Regions from separate parts of the Homo sapiens genome. Here region 2 is linked to region 1. The links are chromatin loops, found by intact Hi-C in ENCODE. Cell type or tissue: CD4-positive, alpha-beta T cell. All regions are shown on one strand.

What was found. Hi-C counts contacts between places; a loop is a spot of excess contacts. Peaks named below come from ENCODE experiments on the same cell type or tissue, not always from the same donor. Only the 100,000 strongest peaks of a DNase experiment are listed, where the experiment ranks them.
Region 2: it touches region 1 in a loop (5-fold over the local background); 1 of 110 quality-filtered maps calls a loop at or near these places.

Annotation. Positions count from the first base shown.
Region 1 is chr9:90,769,186-90,771,685 of GRCh38, forward strand. No RefSeq gene overlaps it. Among named protein-coding and RNA genes, the nearest start is that of SYK, 31 kb to the right of the region's middle. In CD4-positive, alpha-beta T cell, no CTCF peak of the experiment used is centred here; a DNase peak (open chromatin) is centred at 1,366.
Region 2 is chr9:89,575,521-89,578,020 of GRCh38, forward strand. No RefSeq gene overlaps it. Among named protein-coding and RNA genes, the nearest start is that of GADD45G, 28 kb to the right of the region's middle. In CD4-positive, alpha-beta T cell, CTCF peaks have their summits at 1,013 (motif pointing right) and 1,214; a DNase peak (open chromatin) is centred at 991; H3K27me3 peaks cover 486 bases.

The sequences.
Region 1 (2,500 bases):
ATATTTTCCCTGAGTTATTTCTCTAACCTTGTCATAACTCATTGGCTAAACCACACCCGTTTCCCACTGCATTTCTTCCATAGCACAGCAAGTAAATGATAATACTTGCAAGTCATGACAAGTTAAATTAAAGAACATGGTCAACTTAAAAAACTCCTCTATAAACTTTTCTGGATCCTCTGAAAACTAGCCAAATTTTTTTTGTTAAATACAGCCAAATCAGACATAGAAAATAGCACATGTACTCTAAGTGCTCCCCAATTTTCATCAGCTACTTCTTGCAAGGGACACAGGTTTGACTTTTAGGGGCTGATATGGGGTCCACTTCTGGAGGTATTGGTTGGGCTTACTCTTTTGAGCAGTAAGAAGTATAGGCTGGAGCTAGCTGGATAAGGGGGAGAGGTGCCTGATGACCTTGGGATGGAATCCTTTGTTAGAGAACTGGCAGGACCCTCCTCAGAACGGCGGCACTGAGGAGGCTCCAGGGAGGGCATAGGCCTTCTGTGAGAGCAGCTAGGAATGCCACTTGATGCAGGGCAGGCCAGTCCCAAAACTGGGGCTTAGCCTGGGAAAATTGTTGGCTTCACTCAGGAAAGGTTTCAAGAATGAGCTGGTGGTAGAAAAAAATGGCTTTTATTGGGGCAACAGTGTTACAGCTCTGTGACTGCCTCTGCAGAACCAGGATACCTCAAAGGCCGTGTGTTTGAGTAGCAGTTCAGAGGCAGTTCTCCAGTTATATTTATACATACTTTTAATTACATGCAAATTAAGGGGTGGGTTACTCAGAAATTTCTAGAACAGAAGTGGTAACTTCCAGGTGTTGGCACGGCAGTCGTAAACCATCATGGTGCTGGTAGGCATGCCTCTTCCCTGTTTCAACCAGTCTTCAATCTGGCCCGAAGTGAAATCCCACCTGCCACCTCACCTCCAGTGGTGTCTGCAGTGACATTTTGTTCCCTCTTTCAAAATCGTTTTCAATGGGGTCTCTTGTGGGTGGGGCATTAAGCACAAGTGCTCAGCCAACTGCACTGAACCAGAAATTCTGCATCTGTGCTGACCAGAGATGCTTTCTGGAAAACCAAGTGTATAAACCATGGGGACCATGGGACACATGTCACGCTGCTCTCTCACACCTTCATGTATGTCCTTTAGTGTTGCGCAGCAGCAGCCTCTAAGGGAAGCAGCCCTGAGATGTACTTTTAAAACATTTTTACTATTTCATTTGATTTTTTACAACTATGAGTCACAGATGTTTTACTGGGGAAAAAAATATGTAGAAGACATGGCTGGATGTGTGTTATGAGAAAGAGGTCAAGTGCAAATGAGAAAAAGAGGAACTCATGAACCTCTTCTGCCTTTTGGTGAGTGGCCAGTCATTTGAAACTGTGAAGCAGAAGGTAGTGAGGGGCAGTTGTTCCTGTGGGTGCCAAGGGGAAACTTCCTCTTTGCCCTTGGAAGGGTCACTGAAAATCAACTGACAAGAGACAGATTAATTGGAGAAAAGGCACACATATTTATTAATGTGCACAGGAATCTTACAAAGATCTCCAAGAAATGGTAAGGAGGTTGAGACTTTTACACTATCTTTTTAAAGGCTTTTGATATAGGGTCTCACTCTCTTGCCCAGGCTGTAGTGCAATGGCAGGATCATGGTTACTGTAGCCTCAAACTCCTGGGCTCAAGCAGTCCTTCAAGCAATCCCGCCTCAGCCTCCTGAGTAGCTGGAACTGTAGGCCTGTGCCACCATGGCTGGCTAATTCTTTTCACTTTTTGTAGAGATGGGGGTCTCGCTATGTTGCCTTGAACTTGAACTCCTGGCCTCAAGTGATCCTCCTGCCTTGGCCTCCCAAAGTGCTGGGATTATAGGCAGGAGTCACCACATCCAGCCTATACACAGCTTAAGGTTACAGAAAAAATGTGGGCTTGGAGTACGGCCAAAAACTGGTTGCGGTGGTAAATCAGGTTATGATGTCAAGGCAGGTTATGGGAGGAAGAGAAGAGGAGGTCTGGCTTGCAAATGTGGTCTTATTATACAGGTGAAACCTTACAGGTAGCAGTCCTCAGAGAGAATAGATGGTAAATGTTTATTTCAGAAATTTAAGGTGTCAGACTCTGTTAATCTTTTCTTGATCTGGACAAGGGTTAGCCTCAGAGAAAACCTGGCTGCACCATGCTGATTCTGTACAGATGCAAATCTCCCCGCAAAGGACAGCTTTGCAAGGCTACCTCTGTTTGCAGGCCCTCTGAACAGCCACCTCAAAATATGTCAAAGAAGGATATTTGGAGGTGAAATATTTTGGTTTCCTCCATTACAAATCTGGATCTGACACAAGATAGTACCATTTACTCAATGTATAGCTTGGGCCAAGTTGTTTGAATTCTCTGTCCCTCAGTTTATCTGTAAAATGAAGAAAATAATAGCACATACTTCACAGAGTTTTATGACAATCTAATTAATATAAGCAAAGCACTTCTAATAATGCCTGGCACATTGTAAATA
Region 2 (2,500 bases), 1.2 Mb before region 1:
AACATCTAAGATAAATGCAGTTTTTCTATTAAGAAATAATATATATCTTACCAAAGAAAACTTTTTTGTACCTCAATCAGTAAATTTTGATGGTTTTCTTCCTTAGTTTGTCTATATTGCTTTAAAGATCATAGGCATTTAATGTATTTTTATTTCTGCTATTATTAATGGAATATCTCCCCCATTATAGCTTATATTCTGTGATTGCTGTGTTATAGAAAAGTTATTAATGGGCCAGGAGGGGTGGCTCATGCCTGTAATCCCAGCACTTTGGGAGGCTGAGGCTGGTGGATCATGAGTTCAGGAGTTCGATAACAGCCTGATCAACATGGTGAAACCCCATCTCTACTAAAAATACAAAAATTAGCCGGGCATGGTGGCTTGTGCCTGTAATCCCAGCTACTCCGGAGGCTGAGGCAGGAGAATCGCTTGAATCTGGGAGGCAGAGGTTGTAGTGAGTTGAGATCTCACCATTGCACTCCAGCCTGGGGGACAGAGCAAGTCTCTGTCTCAGGAAAAAAAAAAAGAAAAGAAAAGCTATTAATTTTGTAACGTTTAATCTTATACATAATCACTTGATGCATATATGAATTTTAAGATGATTAGCTGTGTTTTGAGTGTTATTCCACTATCCTCCAGTTGTGATAGTTTTATTTCCTTCTTTTACATAATTACACATCTTATTTCTGTTTTATTTATTTTTAAATATTTTGCATTGACTGAACATTCTGGACAAATGGTAAATAATAATTTTCACAACAGGTAATTTTTTTTCCCTAATAGAAATGGGAATGTCTTTAAAGTAGATTTTTGTTGTTGCCCAAATGTAGGTAATAATCTCCCCTTCTTAGGGCTTTCAACTTTTCCTATTGCTAATAGATATTAAATGTTATAAAATTACTTTTGGGAAATAATTTTTTACTGGACTTTTTTTATCTTAAACTGGTAAGCCAGAATGATATTGTAATTGTGGAATTAGACCACTAGATGGCGGTGTGCACCTATTTTTTTGCTTTGGGACCCTTAAATTGTTTATTGTTAAAATTTAAACCTTTTAAATAGGGGTGTCCAATCTTTTGGCTTCCCTGGGCCACATTGGTAGAAGAATTGCCTTGGGCCACACATAAAATCCATTAACACTAATGATAGTTGAAGAGCAAGGAAAAAAAAAAAACACCTCATGATGTTTTAAGAAAGTTTACAAATTTGTGTTGGTTTACATTCAAAACCGCCTTGGGCCTCAGGCGGTCTGCCAGCTGAGGGTTGGACAAGCTTGTTTTAAATTAACATAATCCACAAACTATCATCTTCCTTTCGACTTTCAATTTAGTGATCTTAAATTAGGAATATGCTTAAAAATACTTCTTGTCTCTCCTGTATTGAGTCAGTTTTATTGGGGTATAATTTATACCACAATAACATTCAACAATTTTAAGGATACAATACAGAGAGTTGTAACAAACACATTCAGTCTTGTTTCCACCACCACACTTGTAATAGAGAACATTGGCATCACTCCAGTCACTTCCCTCGTACCTTCCCTGCCTGCCAGCCCCTGGAAACCACTGATGGGTTTTTGCCACTTGACCTTTTCTAGAATTTCGTATTAGTGGACTCATACAGTATATAGCCTCGTGTAGGTGGCTTCTTTTCCACAGCCCCTTGCTTTTAGGATTCATCCATGTTGTTAAGTGATTCAGTAATTTCTTCCTTTTTATTGTGGACTAGTGTTCCATTGAATGGCTTTACAACAGTTTGTTTACTCATCCAACCACAGTGAACATTTGGGGTGCTTCTAGCTTTGGGATATTATGAACAAAACTGTTACAAACATTTACACAGAAGTCTTTCTGTTGACGTGTATTTTCATCTCTTGGTAAATACCAAGCAGTGGCATTGCTGTGTCATGTGATGAATATATGTTTTAACTTTCTAAGAAACTGTTTTCCAAAAGGTTTTCTGAGGTGGCCACAGCATTTTATGCTCTCCCCTGCCATGTGTGAGAGTTCCAGTCTCTGCACGTCTTCACCAGCACTTGTCATTACCAGTCTTTTTAATTTTGGTGAGTGTGTAGTTACACTTTATTGTGTTTTGACTGCATTTCCCTAATGTCTAATGATGATAATAAACATCTGTTCATGTGCTTATCTGCCATCCGATATCTTCTTGGTGAACTGTCTGCTCAGATCTTTTGATTATTTTTTTAAATTACCTTGTTTATCTTCTCATTTTGCATTGTAACAGCTCTTATATATTCTAGATAAAAGTCTTTTCTATTATTTGCAAATATTTTCTCACAGTCTATAGCTTGCCTTTTCATTTAACAGTGTCTTTTGAAGAGCATATATTCTTAATTTTGATAAAGTTCAATTTATTAAATTTTTAATATATAGTTCTAGTTTTTTGGGTCCAGTTTAAGAAATCTTTGCCTAACCCCAGGTGACCAAGATTTTCTCTTATGTTTTCTTCTAGAAGTTTCATAGTTTAGCTTTCACATTAA